2 separate regions of the Homo sapiens genome follow, and region 2 is linked to region 1. Evidence: chromatin loops called from intact Hi-C (ENCODE). Cell type or tissue: endothelial cell of umbilical vein. All regions are shown on one strand. Each heading gives the region's core, and the rest is flanking DNA. Links, peaks and the distances in the headings are about the cores only.

Region 1 (4,275 bases), core at 1,061-3,560:
CACCTGAAGCCAGCAGGTCTCAGAGTCTCACCAAAGGCCCTCAATGTAGTACCTGGGTATTGTTGCTGGTCATTCAGGGCCCAAGAGCTCTTCAGTTAGCAGGTGATGAAGCCTGCCAGGAGTGGGTCCTTCCCTTTAAGGCAGTGAGTTCCCTTCTGGCCCAGCATATGTCTAGAAATGTTATCCAGGAACTAGAATCTGAAAAGAGGGCCTCATGGCTCTGACTCATGCCCTGTCCTGCTGTGGCTGAGCTGGTACCCAAGATGCAAGACAAAGTCTTCCCTACTCTTCCCTTTCCTCTCCTCAAGTGGAAGGAAGGGGTCTCTTTTGGAGCCACAAGCTGAGCAGCCTCAGGTTAGGAGAGGAGTGATACCAGTACTCCTTCAGCCACCCTGACTGGTGTCTCAGCAGGTTGCATGCTCCCCTGCAGTCCACTGTCTGTGGCCCCAGTTAAGCACTAGGGCTTTCCTAGGAGTTATAGTCCTTGAGGCCTAGACTGCCTTTCAAGATTATTTAGAGACCCAGAGCACTTTAGCCCACAGTGGTGAGGCTTGTGGAGACTAAAGTTCCAACTGCTGGGATCAGAAATTACCCTCTGGCTAGGGCTGGTTTAAATGCTCCCTCTGTGGGCACACATCAAGCTGAGTTTGGTCTGGTTTTCCTTTCTGCTCTAAAAGGACAGCACTGAGTTCAAAACCTCACAATTGCTGTGTTCTTCCTCCCCCAGCACCCAGAGATGCTCTCTGCACCACACAGCTGCTGCCAGGGGTTGGGGGAGGAGTGGCATTGGCAATTCAAGACTGTTTCTCCTATCTCTTCAGTGCCTCTTTCAGCAAAGGAAGTTAAAACCAGGTGCTGTGAGTGCACATCTGATACTTGGTTCTTATGAAGGTGCTTTTTCTGTGTAGATAGTTGTTGAACTGGTGTACTTGCAGGGGGGATGATTGGTGGAGTCTTCTATTCTTCCATTTTGCTCCACCTCCCTCCTCTGATCTCTATAGGTATTTTCTTTGTGGTTGCCATTGTAATTACATAAAACAGCTTAAAGTTATAACAATCTATTTTGAACTTATAACAACTTAATTTCATGACACAAAATATCTCTTTAATATTGCATACCATTAACATAGATTTAAAATTACCTTTTCTGCTCTTGTTTTTAAATGCTAGATAAGATTTTTAAAGTGATTTATGTATCTACATTAAAATACTACCTACAGGATTCTACATTTATCTACATATTAACCTTTACCAAGGAATTTTATATTTTTGTATGGTTTCACATTGCTGTTTATTGTCTTTTTTCTTCAACTTGACAGACTTTCTTCAGCATTTCTTATAGGACAGGTCTAGTGTGATTAACTCCCTCAGCTTTTGTTTATCTCAGAAACTCTTCATTTTGCCTCCATTTTTGAAGGACAGTTTTGCCAGATATAATATTATTGAGTAGCAGTTTTTTATTTCAGAATTTTGAATACATCAGTTCTATCCTGCAAGGTTTCTGCTGAAAAATCTGTTGACGATCTATTAGAAGCGCACTTTTAAATGACAAGTTGTTTTTCTTTTGCTGCTTACAAGATTCTCTCTTTGCCTGTGACTTTTTATAGTTTGATTATAATGTGCCTCAGTATAGGTCTCTCTATATTTATCCTAGTTGAATTTCTTTGAGCTTCTTGAATATGTATGTCTTTCTCTCCTCTGATATGGGAAGTTTTCAGCCATTAGTTCTTCAAACAGTTCTTCAAATTCTCTGCTCCTTCCTCTTTTTTTTCCCCCTCAAGGACTCCCATAATGCATATATTGTTACATTTGAGAGTGTCCCATAAGTCCTTTAGGCTCTGTTCAGTTTTATTCATTCTTTTGTTCTTTTGGCTCCTCTGTCTAGATAATTTCAATTTCCTGTCTTCAAGTTCACTGATTTGTTCTATCTGGTCAAATCTGCTGTTGGACTTCTATAGTGAGGTTTTCAATTCAGTTATTGTATTCTTCAGTTTCAGAATTTCTGTTTGGCTCTTCTTCATGGTTTTTATATCTGTTGATATTCTCATTTTGTTCATTTTCCTGATTTTATTTAGTTGTCTGTCTGTACTCTCTTTTAATTCACATTGAGCATCCTTATGGTGGTTATTTTTAAATTCTTCCTCTGGTAATTCACTTATCTTACTTCTTTAGGGACAGTTTCTGAATATTAACGTTCTTTTGTTGGGTCATGTTTCCTTGTTTCTTTGTATGCCTTGTTATCATCTGTTGGGACTTCATTCACGAAACAGCCACCTATTGCAGTCTTTGGAGTCTGGTTTCATACAGGGAGGACTTTCTCCAATTAGATCAACTAGAGTTCTGGAGACATATAAAGCTTTCTAAGGATCCTTCCTGTCTGGGCTTTTGTATGTTAAGCTCCCAGTTGAACTTTACTGGCTTCTACTCAGGAGCCCCACCTGGTGTCTATCTGTAGTACTGCAGCCTCGCTGGTGGTTTAATAAGACATAGCACTGGAGCGCCGCCTAGTGTCTATCTGTGATAATGCACTCTGGTGCACATTTAACTCTCTTTTTCTCAGCAGCCCCCAACCTGGCACCCCATTCTTATCAGTACTTAGCTTTAGCAAGACAGACACTAGTCCCATGGGAAGCCACCGCCCCCACTCCAGAAAAGTTAGAATGTTGGATATATTTTCCATTCTTCTTTCCCTACTCAGGGAGACTTTCCCAACTCAGGGAGTTGGGAGTTCTTTCCCAATCATGCCCGCTATTTTGGAAGAAAGGGCTCTGGCAAATGAATGTCGTGTTTTCTTTGTTACCACACTTCAATTTGGTTGGCTTCACACTAGCCTGTGATGCAGAAACTTATTTATTTATTTATTTATTATTTTAAGATCTGGGATACATGTGCAGAACGTGCAGGTTACATAGGCATACATGTGCCATAGTGGCTTGCTGCACCCATCAACGGTCATCTAGGTTTTAAGTCCGGCATGCATTAAGTATTTGTCCTAATGCTCTCCCTCCCCTTGACCCCCATCCCCCGACAGGCCCCAGTGTGTGATGTTCCCCTCCCTGTGTCCATGTGTTCTCGTTGTTCAACTCCCACTTATGAGTGAGAGCGTGCGGTGTTTGGTTTTCTGTTCCTGCGTTAGTTTGCTGACAGTGATGGTTTCCAGCTTCATCCATGTCCCTGCAAAGGACATGAACTCATTCTTTTTCATGGCTGCATAGTATTCTATGGTGTATATGTGCCACATTTTCTTTATCCAGTCTATCATTGATGGGCATTTGGGTTGGTTCCAAGTCTTTGCTATTGTAAATAGTGCTGCAATAAACATACGTGTGCATGTGTCTTTATAGTAGGATGATTTCTAATCCTTTGGGTATATACCCAGTAATGGGATTGCTGGGTCAAATGGTATTTCTGGTTCTAGATCCTTGAGGAATCACCACACAGTCTTCCACAATTGTTGAACTAATTTACACTCCTGCCAACAGTGTAAAAGCGTTCTTATTTCTCCACATCCTCTCTAGCATCTGTTGTTTCCTGACTTTTTAATAATCGCCTTTCTAACTGGCATGAGATGGTATCTCATTGTGGTTTTCATTTGCATCTCTCTAATAGCCACTGATGATGAGCATTTTTTATATGTTTGTTGGTCACATAAATGTCTTCTTTTGAGAAGTGTCTGTTCATATCCTTTGCCCACTTTTTGATGGGGTTGTTTTTTTCTTGTAAATTTGTTTAAGTTCCTTGTAGATTCTGGATATTAGACCTTTGTCAGATAGAAAGATTGCAAACATTTTCTCCCATTCTGTAGGCTGCCTGTTCACTCTGATGATAGTTTCTTTTCTGTGCAGAAGCTCTTTAGTTAGATTCCATTTGTCAATTTTGGCTTTTGTTGCCATTGCTTTTGGTGTTTTAGTCATGAAGTTTTTGCCCATGCCTATGTCCTGAATGGTATTGCCTAGGTTTTCTTCTAGGGTTTTTATGGTTTTGGGTTTTAAATTTAAGTCTTTCATCCACCTTGAGTTAATTTTTGTATAAGGTGTAAGGAAGGGGTCCAGTTTGTTTTCAGCATATGGCTAGCCAGTTTTCCCAGCACCATTTATTAAATAGGGAATCATTTCCCCATTGCTTGTTTTTGTCAGGTTTGTCAAAATCAGATGGTTGTAGATGTGTGGTGTTACTTCTGGGGCCTCTGTTCTGTTCCATTGGTCTATATATCTATTTTGGTACCACTACCATGCTGTTTTGGTTACTGTACCCTTGTATTATAGTTTGAAGTCA
Region 2 (3,986 bases), core at 729-3,228, 83 kb before region 1:
TATATTTATGGGGTACATGTGATATTTTGTTACATCCATCATTTTGAACATTTATCATTTTTTTGCACTGGAAACATTTCAAATCTTCTAGCTATTTTGAAATACAAATATTTTTGTTGACTATAGTCATCCTACTGTGCTGTTGAACAAATTCCTGTTTTTATTAGTATTTAAAGGGACAAATTTAATGTTGTCACTATTTTTTTTTGCAAGGGCAACAGCTATCAAAATATTGGATTTATATTTCCTTTCACTCAGCAATTCCACCAACAGGAACTTCTCTGACAGTTACATTCACAAAAGAAGACCAAGATATATTACAGCATAGTTTTAAGAGCAAAAAAGAATTCAAACAACTTAAAGGCCTATTAGTGGGGGAATGGTAAATAAATTATAATACAGGCACATGAAAAAATACTATGCAGCAGCAATTAAAATGAGATAGATCTGTAAGTGATGGCACAAAAGGATGCCCATGATAAATGAAAAAAAAAAATGTGTACAATGAGGTCCATGTGAACCCATTTGTGTAAAAAAAGAAAAAAATACATATAAATACATGGATGCATATCTGTGCTGCTTAATACAAAATTTCTTTCTTTCTTTTTTTTTTTTTTTTTTTTGAGACAGAGTTTCACTCTTTTGCCCAGGCTGGAGTGCAAAGGCGCAATCTCGGCTCACTGCAACCTCCGCCTCATGGGTTCAAGCGATTCTCCTGCCTCAGCCTCCCAAGTAGCTGGGATTACAGGCTTGCGCCACCATGCCCAGCTAATTTTTTTGTATTTAGTAGAGACGGGGTTTCACCATGTTGGTCAGGGTGGTCTCGAACTCCTGACCTCAGGTGATCTGCCTGCCTCCGCCTCCCAATGTGCTGGGATTACAGGCGTGAGCCACCATACCTAGCCATAAAAAATTTCTAGAAGGATACACAAGTAGTGTTAACACTGGTTATTTCTAAGGAATGGAACCTACTTTCCTTTTAATATACTTTATGTTGTTTTAATTTTGAATCATGTGTACATAAGTCCATTTTTGCTTAATTTTCTTAATATGGTAAAAAGTTCAAATGCTTAAAAAGGGGATATAGAGAAAACTAAATATTCCTTCTACCTCAGTCTCCATTCCTAGAGGCAGCCACCATGACTAGTTTCTCATCTAACTTCCCAAAGTCTATGGACCATGTAAAACCATCCCACATTTAAAACGCTAGTGTAAAAAAAAATAAGATGAACTTTGTCATGTCATTGTGTAGTTCTGATAATCAAGAAGTTGCTGAATAAGTCCTCTGTTTTAGCTATTTCTTCTTAGCCAGATGATTTCCCTACATTATTTTGTAGTTAAGTGACTCATCTAGTTGGCAAGTGACAGAACCAGGATTCCAACACAGGTCTGCACTCAGATCCCAGGCATGATTATGCCATACTGCTACACTGTGGCCCGAGGTGCCATCTCCAAAGTAATATTTCCCTGGCCTCTGTAACCAAGAGCATAGCAATTGGAGCTCCATGAATTGCTTTACTTCCCACTTGGAAGTAAAGCAGTGGCTTGGCAAAAGGGTACAGATTAGGATATACACAGAAGGTTAGCTCGGAGAAGAGGTGCGAGTTAGGATGTTAGGATACACCCAGATTCTGGAAGGTTAGGAGACAAAGTTTGGTACACATATGAAAATTTTTTCAAAGCAAAACCATGGCTTCACACTTTGCCTGGTTTACACAGAACTCACACTTGATAGACAAATGCCTCTGAAATTGCTGTCAAACTCAGAAACACCAGCAGGGGGCACTAGAACTCCAGAGAAGACTACATTCAAAGACGCTACCAACATAGACCAGCAGAGGCTACTGCAGACAATTCTACCTCAGATCCAAACTGCAGGAGTTGTTAAAGCAGACTACCTTTCCATGTAAAGGGAGGCAATGATCCAGTTTCTTATCAAGCTTCCAGGAATCCATCTGGATCTCTGCCTCTCCAAGGAAAGTGTTTCTGCCAAAACGACCATGATGCCAAACTGAGAACTGCAGGGTCCTCTGGGCCAGGAGAGATTCTGGGATCTCATACTGTGAAGGGAAAGTAAAAGCCCAAGATGATTAGTTAAGGGTAATTCTTCAGACAAGATTATTCCAAAACCTGAGCAACCATTCCTGAAGTCACTAGTCCTGAATACCAAATTACTTTATGTTCCCTGAGCACTTTGAGTTTCCTCACTCAAAGCCTCAACTTAACTCATTTTATAAAAACCTACCATATTCCATAGGAGGACCTGGAAAATTCATTTTTTCTTAAGTGGATGAGATAACACTGGATTGTCCAAAAAGAACTGCCAAGGAGACTCCTTATCTCAAATGTCTTTTTTACATGAGATTTGTGGCCATGTGAATCTCAAACTTCACATCAATCCAGGAAAGGCAGATCACCTTTGTTCTCTTCACTGGGAGATCAGGATGTGAACAGATACCCAATGTATCCTCAGACACAGACATGGCCCACTGAAGCCCGTGTCACCTGGTCATGTTGCAGAGGAATAGCTACAGCTTAGGGCACAAGACAGAACAAGTTCTCCTACCCTTGAGGTCTAGATACTTACCCTCAGCGTCTCATCATATAGTGGATTAATAGTGTCCCGCTTGATGCTGGTTTTTCTTTTTCCTTGGCGGGACTTGTCAGGCAGAAGGTAAGTCTTCACATATCTAGAAACCAAAGACAGCACTGAGTAATTTGCTGGCCTTTCTCAAGCCTGCTTTTCACTTTCCTCCTCTCCATATAGATATGCCATGGTGACATGTGATGTCAAAAATGTCACCTCAAGCCCTCTTAGACATGCCATTCTTGCTTTTTCCCAATCCTGGTTCTTTTCCTACATTACACCTCCCTGCTCCCCCAGAAACAGATAAGCTCTGTTCAAGAGTGCCCGGACAGATGCCGGGGTCTGGTCTCTGGTCTCAGAGCATCAGTCAGGTTCCAGAAGCACTCACGGGTTAGAGCGCTTCTTGGCTTCATCAGCATAGGCCAGCTGATGGCACTCCTTCACATGGACAACCAGACTCTGGGTTTGCTGCTCATACTTCAGGGAAAAGGCAATCCTGCCAGTCACAAAGATGTTCCCGAAATCACCAGCTTCACTGTAGATGCTCATCATGCTGCCGATCGTACTCTGAAGATAAAGCACCCACGAACATCTGGGGAAGGCACACTCCCCCGCCCGCATTGCTCACATCTTCCCTCATGATAAAACCACAGTCACTGAACAGAAGTTTCAGAAGCCCCTGCAATAAGCCAGTGCTGCTGACATTCCTTGACCCAGAGGGTAAGAGAGAACTACCAGCACTCAAAATTGTTCAGGTGAATGAATCAGCTCATGGCTCACCTAGCCTCTTAGCTTCTCTTCCTCAACTCTTTTTACAAATTTTAGTGTTCATTTTCACCTGCCCCAGGAGGTGGGCAGGGAGCAGAGGCAAGGTGCAGTTAAGTCCATCTGGGGAATGTGTTATATACACTAAAACACCAGCTAGAAGGGGGTTAGTTACTAACTAAAACAAGGTGCCTTAATTATCTGTGGGTTTCTCTTATCCACCTTATGTCTTATCAGGGCCTACAGAGAAAAGAGATTTGGCCAGAACTGGGAGTGAGTGGGAGGGAGGAAACCCCACCAGAAGTGAAAAGGCACCTTCCTTTCTGGTAGTAATCGGTCATGCGAGCTGACATTCTCTTCCTGTGTGTGAGTGTGAACAAATTCTGTTCACCCTTGTTCCTGTTTCCCTAAATATCAATCTTCATGCTTATGACAGAACCAGGCCCTGATTCTTAAATGTTCCCTTTAAATTCATTATCCTGACTGGTATTATTGCTTGTTAACCATACCCTGATGTCGATCAACCCTGCCAGAGCCCCTCTCATGACACTCACTTTCTTTTAATGTTGAGAATTTGGAATGGGCTATGATGAAGAAATCTGATCTTGCTCACTTCATAGCCTGGGTACCCCTT

The links. Hi-C counts contacts between places; a loop is a spot of excess contacts. Peaks named below come from ENCODE experiments on the same cell type or tissue, not always from the same donor. Only the 100,000 strongest peaks of a DNase experiment are listed, where the experiment ranks them.
Region 2: a loop joins it to region 1, with 16 times the contacts of the local background. A loop is called at or near these places in 101 of 110 quality-filtered maps.

The regions. Positions count from the first base shown.
Region 1 is chrX:100,766,447-100,770,721 of GRCh38, forward strand. No RefSeq gene overlaps it. Among named protein-coding and RNA genes, the nearest start is that of SYTL4, 36 kb to the left of the region's middle. RefSeq lists an enhancer at 2,294-2,588. In endothelial cell of umbilical vein, for the core only: a CTCF peak has its summit at 2,485 (motif pointing left); a DNase peak (open chromatin) is centred at 2,445.
Region 2 is chrX:100,684,092-100,688,077 of GRCh38, forward strand. It overlaps SYTL4 (synaptotagmin like 4), which reads right to left. Exons shown (of 20, transcript NM_001370165.1): 14 at 2,976-3,154; 15 at 2,588-2,690; 16 at 1,899-2,060. Among named protein-coding and RNA genes, the nearest start is that of SRPX2, 42 kb to the left of the region's middle. RefSeq lists silencers at 1,674-1,723, 1,784-1,833. In endothelial cell of umbilical vein, for the core only: a CTCF peak has its summit at 1,794 (motif pointing right); DNase peaks (open chromatin) are centred at 1,420 and 1,790; H3K27ac peaks cover 769 bases.